Linked DNA regions of Homo sapiens: regions 1 and 3 are each linked to region 2. Evidence: chromatin loops called from intact Hi-C (ENCODE). Cell type or tissue: IMR-90. All regions are shown on one strand.

Region 1 (2,500 bases), 600 kb after region 2:
TGGGAGTAAGAAGCTGTTAGCAGTTGCTGGGTTCACCTTCGATGGAAATCTGGAAATTCCAATGAACCACCATCATTTTCTGCAAGATAATCTAACCTAATTTCAACTGTAAAATTTAAATTTTCAAATGTACTGAAGAGATAGTACATGCCAGGCATTTATACACAGTATTTCCCTTAATCATCACAAAAAACCTGTGTAGTAGGTATCAGGCCCACCATTTTATAGAGGAGTGAACTGAAGCCCCAGAGGTTAAACTCCCAGCTAGCAAATGGGGGAGCCAGGGTCTGCCTCCCAAGCCTGGGTGATAGGGCTCTGTCAGAACTCTCCAAAAGAGAAGGGGCATAAATCACAGGTCTATCCAGGGAGCGGAGGGAGAGGGGGAGTGCCCCACACAGTCACAGCAGCAGGGCAGGAGGAGGATGGGGGCTGGGGGCAGCGGAGGACAGATGGGAGCTCCTGTTAGGAGCCACGTTTCCTCGGCTGGGAACCCCTACTGCTGAGTCTCTGCAACAGCGATGCCAGGTCTGTCTCAAGGGCGGCAAACTGTGCCTCTCCCTCCTCCTGCAAGGAGAGTCGGGTTGTTCATAATGATAGGTACTCTATGCCAGGCTTCCTGCCAAGTTAAGAACCACTTTTTAAAAATCTTCACAACATTCCTAGGAAGTAAGTATTATTCCCCGCATTTGATAGCTGGGGAGGTGCGGAGTTGGGGACTTTAGGAACATCCTCAAGGTCACAGAGCTCCAGGGTGTCCATGCTCACGTTTCAATCCAGGCTTCTGACTTTAGGGCCAGCAGAACTCTTTAACATCATGTTCCACCAGGCAGAGGTTGGGGGGTCAGGCGACCACATGGGCCGTTCATCTTTGCAGGAACTGACAGCGTTAGCCCCGACACAGAGGGCATGGGCCCCGCGGCTCCACCGGGAAGGGGGCTCGCCCGCCGGCCCGGGCACCCCCTGGTGGGGCCTCCCGCTCTCGGGCTCGGGCAGAACCCGCTGCTCAGGGGCCCGCGGTCAGGTCAAGGAATCCTCCTGTGGGCCTCGGCATTCCTCGAGGGGAGGGCGACTCCCGTCGGGCGGGCCTGCGCTCGGGGTGGGTCCGGGCTCCGCGGCCGGGATGGGTGAGCTGGGGAGGGAGGCGCCCAGGCTCGGGCAGGCGTCAGGCGCCGCGGCGCGTGGGGCTGTGCACGCGGTCACCATTTTCCTCCTGCTGGTCTGTGTGTCCCTCCGGCGGGAGCCGAGGCCGGCTAGGCCGCAGCAGCCCCGCGCCCAGGGAGAGAGGAGGAGGGGAAGAGGCCGAGGGCGCCCTGCTCCTGGGTCGCCGAAGCCCCGGAGGCTTTGTGTATTCGGAACCGGATTCACCACCTCCCCCGCCACCCCCGCCTCCCATTCCCGCTTTCTTTTTCCCTGACCGAAGTCCCAGTAGAGTATCCAGCAATTAGCACGCGAGGAGGGGGTGGAAGGCGGCGGCGGCGGCAGGGGTGGGGGCGGCGAGACCCCGGCTCTGGGCTCGGCCCCGCGCTCCGCCTGCGCTGCCTTCGTGCGCCACCTACCGGCTGCTCGGGGCTGCTGCGGCGGCCGCCAGAGCTGTTCCTAGGCGGATCTTGATCTCCGTGGACAATAGACAATGGGATTTTTTTTTTGGAACAATGATTTATTTTTGGGGGTGGGGATAAGGAGGAAGGAGGGAGGGAGGGAGGAAGCAGTAGTGTGTTTGTCATCGCTTTAGAAAAAAAATCTCTGTTCTATCATTGTTTCTGCATATCCATTATATTGAGGACAAAAGAATCCCGTTCTGGAACAACAAAGCCAAGGGAAATGTTTTCTGTGGCTGACATTTAATTGTGTGCACAAGGTGCTACATTATCATGGGGAGAGATTGTAGAAAAGAATAGGGCAAGCCTCGGTTCAAAAGCCTGACTTTTCTGCTTTAAGATGTGAGCTTACATGTGCCCCATTTTAGATTGTCTCATATATCTCCACTCATGTTATACACGACGCACAATTCTCCGTTTCCTTATAGTTTTCCAACCCACCGCAAGCATTCCTTGCGGATTATTTTTGCACCACTTCCAAGGTCTATTCCTTTTACAGTTAACAGGGATCATCATGTTTTGCTTCACAACCTCTCTACATGTTTCTTTTTTAGAAGCTGTTAGGGACCTTGGAGAACACGTAGTCCAACCCTCTCATTTTACAGATGAAAGAGGTAGAATGCCTAGTCCAAAGTCACACAAATAATTAGAGAGGGAGGCAGGACCAGACCTCTTGTTTCCTAATCCCTGGTCCCTACGACCTGCTATTTGATGTCCTAATGCCCAGCACTCCTGGACTTGCTCATTCCATGGCCTCCTTTCTGGCAGGAGAAACCCCCTCACAGCGAGTTGTGTTCCACAAAGATGGGTGCTAATTCAGGCCGAGGGGACAGAAGTACAAGCTTCCTGGCTTGGTAATCCCTTTTACCCCCCTTTCTGCCCCACCACCTCTGTAGCGTGAA
Region 2 (2,500 bases):
AGGAGCATGCCATCACACCTGGCTATTTTTTTGTATTTTTAGTGGAAATGGGGTTTCACCATGTTGGCCAGGCTGGTCTTGAACTCCTGACCTCAAGTGATCCGCCCGCCTCGCCCTCCCAAAATCCTGAGATTACAGGCATAAGCCACCACGCCCGGCCTTATGTGCATTGCTATTTTCTGGTTTGTTCCTTTCTTTCTTTCTTTTTTCTTTTCTTTTTTTTTTGAGATGGCAGCTCAGGCTGGAGTGCAGTGGTGCAGTCATAGCTCACTGCAGCCTAGAACTCCTGGACTCAAGCGATCCTCCTGCCTCAGCTTCCTGAGTTGCTGGGATTACAGGCGTGAGCCACTGCACCTGGCCCCCTTTCCTTGCTTTAGATTTTTCTCTTTCATTGCAAAGCAGTACCCTCATTCCAGTATGAATAAAAACCCAGTTCTCGGATGTTTTACCAACCAAACTGTCTGCCTGATCTTGAGAAACTCTTCAGACACTGCCCAGCTCTCTGACCCACTCCTTTCCAAATAATTTTTGCAAAGTTTTTGTTTTTTTTTTTAACCAAGCCACTTTAAAAGCTAGGGGTACATCAAGGGATCAAATCAAAGTCCAAGGTGTGGTATCCAATTCCTCGGAATATTGATCAAAAAACGGGCATCCCCTTGGCTAGGGATTTCCCCACCACCAGGTGGAAACCTTGTGTCTTTTCTCACCCCTCCTCTATCCCCTCGCAGTTTGCCACAGGGATGCCAAACGTAAAGTGTCCTTTTCTGACCCTTCTCCATGGAATGTACGTCTCTGGGGCAGCGTCTGTGTTTGGCTTCCGTCTAGCTCTGAGTGGATCAGGACTAACGGTTAAATCCTGGTATTTTTACATTTGAGCACCTGTGGGTTTTGAGCAATTGACTGTTACAGGTCGCTTGCTGGAAATGGTCAATGTGTTCATACCTGAAAAACTGAATTTTTATAGGACATTATTTAGAGATGATTTTGACAGTTTGTGTTAACTGACTTGTTCCATTTTCACTGATGTGCATCTGTAGGGACTTCTGGAAACCTGGAGGAGTAAGCTATCACAGGGACCTCAGAGGGTGGCTTGCCTGGAAGCTGAGCTGCCTCTGGTGGTGTTATCCCGGCAGGTCTGGCAGCCCTGGATTGACTCCCCCTAGCGGTTTCACAAAATATGTTATTTTGATAGAGCACCTTAAACTGCAGCTCCTAGCTCTAAATGTGTGGCTGTTAGAATCCTTCTACTACAAATTAGGGATGAAATTAGATGACCAGCCAGTGGGACCTCTGAGAAGAGAATGAAAAATAGGCTCATGCAGGAGAGGGCGTGGAAGGGCGGATAAGCTGTTTTGTCTGGAATTCCTGTCCCAGACAGGTTTGTCTGGGAATGGCCAGAAACTGAAATTCTGAGGATATCATCCTGCCCAAGTCCCAGAAGCAAAGGTGAGAACCAGGCACACCCTAAGGGCAAGCAGGAGGGAAGAAGAAAAGAAAGAAGAACGAGGGAAGAACAAGAAGAAAGAAAGAAGAAGGAGGAAGAGGAGGAGGAGAAGGGAGGGGGAGGAAGGGGAGGAGAAGGAGGGGAGGGAGAGGCGGAGAAAGGAAAGGAAGAAGTGGAAGAGGAAGAAGAAAGAAAGAAAGAAAGAAAGAAAGAAAGAAAGAAAGAAAGAAAGAAAGAAAGAAAGAAAGAAAAGAGAAGCAGGCAAGCAGTTTTCAAAGTTCTTTATCATCTTGCTAAGGTAGCTGAAGGATGCAGTCACAGGCCCGCATGCACAGGAGGGCTTTCCTGTTTGGGGCCAGTAGGTTTCTTGTTTTGCTGTGTTTCCTTTCTTTTTGTGCAGGACGTGACTTGGCCTCCGATCTAGACACATCGGTGTTTTTGTGAGTCATGTTCTAACAGGATTGTGCTGTGTTGAAATGACTGTTGTTTGGTGTGTCAGCCCAGATGCAGGTTTAGCACCACATTTCAAAGTGAATAAGAGCTGCTTTTAACTGTTTGTTCTTAATCCACCAACCTTTTGTGTTTTCTCATCAAAAGAGGGGTAGCTTGCCCTTTTTCTTTTGCCTTAAGCCCCAGAGAGACACCAAGTGAAGCCACGGTACCCCTTTTTTTCTTTAAGTAGCCCAATCACATAATATGCTGTAGGTTTCAAGAGAGTAAACTCTCCTCTGGTGCATAGAAATCTCAGTAAGTTCTCTGAGGCAGTAGTTGGTAGTCCTGGAGATTTTTCAGTTAAATCAGTGTTTATTTCAAAAACGCCCTTGGTGATTCTAATGTGAGAATCACCAGTCTCCATGCACTTCAAAGCCAGTGGGCGGGGAAGTACTGGGCCCAATCAGCTGAGACTCGGCTCCAGCCACACTTACCTTTGCTGGTGCCTCAGAGCCTGTTGCCCCATCTCAGCCTCAGATTTCCCTCCCATGTCTGTCTGTCCTTCTCTCTTCCACCCAGGCATACTGTAAACTCCTCCAGTGGAAACCAGCATTTCTCCTGGGC
Region 3 (2,500 bases), 390 kb after region 2:
CTTAATATATTGTACTATTAAGAGCAAGGCTTAATCAGGGTGTTAACAACAACCAACAGGCAGGCTATGGGGGAAGAGCAAAGACTGGACAGGAGTTATTTTTAATGAGTATCTACGTATAAATCATACATGTTGCCTTCCTTTTTTTTTAAAAGGACAGACTACACTGTGCTGCCTGGATGGTGGGTGGGGAGAAAGATGGTTATCTAGGCAAAAAATAAGAGATAAGATGCATCTAAAATTCTACAGTGAGTTTACTCGGTTTTACTTTGTTTTCACACCAGGGTGTTACTAGAAAAGAAAAAGTAAAAGTGGGTGTACTTGAAAAAGCAATTGGCTACGTAATCACAGGATTTTTTTTTTTAATTAGTCAACACAGTAGCTATTTCTAAATCTTAAAATCCATTTTAGCATTTGAAAATTAACTTTCTGGAGTGGAAAGTGGCAAAAGAGAAATCTAGCAGAGAAACATCTCTGCTAGAAAGATTTTTTTTTCCTTTGCCTCCTTTGTGGTAAAAGGGAAATTTCTAAGAAGGATGCTGATAGAAGTTCTGAAAGCTCACACTGCCTGAATATAACAGGGCTCATTGCCAATAACAACAAGGAAATGTATTCTGCTATTCCATATTCTTTCATTTCTCTTAATAGAATTTGCCTTCCCCTCTATTCTAGGTCTTCCCGCCAAACTTTAGAAGGATTATCTCACCTACTTATCCATCCCAACCCACCCCACTGCATAACATCTAACAGCCTAGCCTTAGACCCTAAAATATAAATGGGAAAGCATCCTTCTTTCGTTCGTAGAGAAAAAAATGGGAGTCAACTTGGGTCTTTCATTGGAGTCAACTGGTGCCCTAGAGACAAAGCCCAACACTCTGGAGGGCACAGATGGGCCTCTGTCTGCCCTTCTAAACCAGACCCAATTAACCCCTTAGGCTCTGAGGAGTAAAAGCCACTGACTACAGTGACACCTACTGCTCGGGGTACAGCTGTACATCCTCGCACCGCCTCCCAGGTTCTCCAAAGCAGCCATGTGTTCCACTGCCGTGGGCTCCACTGAACACATTTCTCTCTGCTCTGGGCTAACACCTGGAGAAGGAAATTTTCAGCCCCCTCATTCTAAGGATGGCCTCTGAACCTATAAATCAGGGCCTTCTATAGGCAGGAGTCCTCACCCATGGGAATACAACACGCTGTCAATCTATAAAGTGACCAACTCTCGCAGCGATTCTATACAAAAGAGGCAGAAAACATAGTCTGAGAAGAGCCCACACCTCCTTCAGAATCGCTACCTTGAAATTACTTGTTAATCCTGTTTGATACCCAATGAAGTTATCCTGGAAAAAAAATGAAAGTTTTACTCAGTATCCACTGAATTTTGCTATACAGGGAAAAATATGATATGAAGCACTAGTACAATCAAGGTATCTAGAAACTCCACTTCCAGTTTATACAATAGCTTGTTAGTTAATCCATCCCTTCTACTCTATGCATTTAGTCAGATGGCAGAAATTCCCTCCCATTGAGAAAGAAATCCATTTAATTATGGAAGTCAGTTATACTTCTCTGAAGGCATAGCAAAAATTCCTCTATGTTGAGGACAATATCTATAAGTCTAGGAAGGGCAAGAAACAAAATCATTAACAGAACCCTTGACTTACCCTAAAATAGACACTGAGTTTAAAACCATCTTAAAGGTGTCAAGAGCAGTAAGTCAGATGATTATAAAATTAATGGTTCAGGCCAGTCACAATGGCTCATGCCTGTAATCCCAGCACTTTGGGAGGCTGAGGCAGGTGGATCACCTGAGGTTAGGAGTTCGAGACCAGCCTGGCCAACATGGTGAAACCCTGTCTCTACTAAAAATACAAAAAAATTAGCCAGGCGTGGTGGTACATGCCTGTAATCCCAGCTACTTGGGAGGCTGAGACAGGAGAATCGCTTGAATCCAGGAGGCGGAGGTTGCAGTGAGCCGAAATCGAGCTACTGCACTCCAGCCTGAGTGACAGAGATGAGACTCAGTCTCAAAAAAAAAAAAAAATTAAATTAATGGTTCAGGAGGTACAGCTTGTTTCATTTTTGACAAAGAATATCTAACGAATCTTCACCAAGATAGGTACACACTGAACAGAAGTAATGCTGAAAATTTAAATATTACCCTTCTTTCTGGATGCTTGAAGTGTTATGCAAATATTTTGCTTTTTATTCCCAACCATTCTACTTGGAATAACTGGATGTTACATTGTGCTATTCTCATTTTCCCACTGAGAAACAGAGGAGCTCAGCAGTTCATCCAACGTCACAGAGCAAGCTAGTGGAGGCGCCGGGATAAGAACCAGGCTTCCTGATTTAAAGCCCGTGACTTAGCCACTGGGCCACCAGAACCAGGCAATTCTCTCTGAAGCCCTGTGAGGACTATCTCAGACCTCTTACTGATACCTCACCCCTGTGTGTTAATTTGTGTTACCGTCTCAGAGTTGCAATGGCCCTATTTCCATTC

Evidence for each region. A loop is a pair of places that touch in the nucleus more often than their neighbours do. Peaks named below come from ENCODE experiments on the same cell type or tissue, not always from the same donor. Only the 100,000 strongest peaks of a DNase experiment are listed, where the experiment ranks them.
Region 1: a loop joins it to region 2, with 8 times the contacts of the local background. A loop is called at or near these places in 54 of 110 quality-filtered maps.
Region 3: a loop joins it to region 2, with 4 times the contacts of the local background. A loop is called at or near these places in 8 of 110 quality-filtered maps.

What each region holds. Positions count from the first base shown.
Region 1 is chr4:140,251,797-140,254,296 of GRCh38, forward strand. No RefSeq gene overlaps it. Among named protein-coding and RNA genes, the nearest start is that of MAML3, 99 kb to the left of the region's middle. In IMR-90, CTCF peaks have their summits at 965 (motif pointing left) and 1,560 (motif pointing left); no DNase peak of the experiment used is centred here; H3K4me3 peaks cover 596 bases; H3K27ac peaks cover 836 bases.
Region 2 is chr4:139,656,041-139,658,540 of GRCh38, forward strand. No RefSeq gene overlaps it. Among named protein-coding and RNA genes, the nearest start is that of MGST2, 8.5 kb to the right of the region's middle. In IMR-90, CTCF peaks have their summits at 696 (motif pointing right) and 1,142 (motif pointing left); DNase peaks (open chromatin) are centred at 1,141 and 1,891; H3K27ac peaks cover 542 bases.
Region 3 is chr4:140,049,532-140,052,031 of GRCh38, forward strand. The region is part of intron 1 of MAML3 (mastermind like transcriptional coactivator 3); the gene reads right to left. The region is part of intron 1 of LOC124900783 (a long non-coding RNA gene); the gene reads left to right. Among named protein-coding and RNA genes, the nearest start is that of MAML3-AS1, 77 kb to the right of the region's middle. RefSeq lists an enhancer at 1-304. In IMR-90, a CTCF peak has its summit at 987 (motif pointing left); no DNase peak of the experiment used is centred here; H3K4me3 peaks cover 258 bases; H3K27ac peaks cover 76 bases.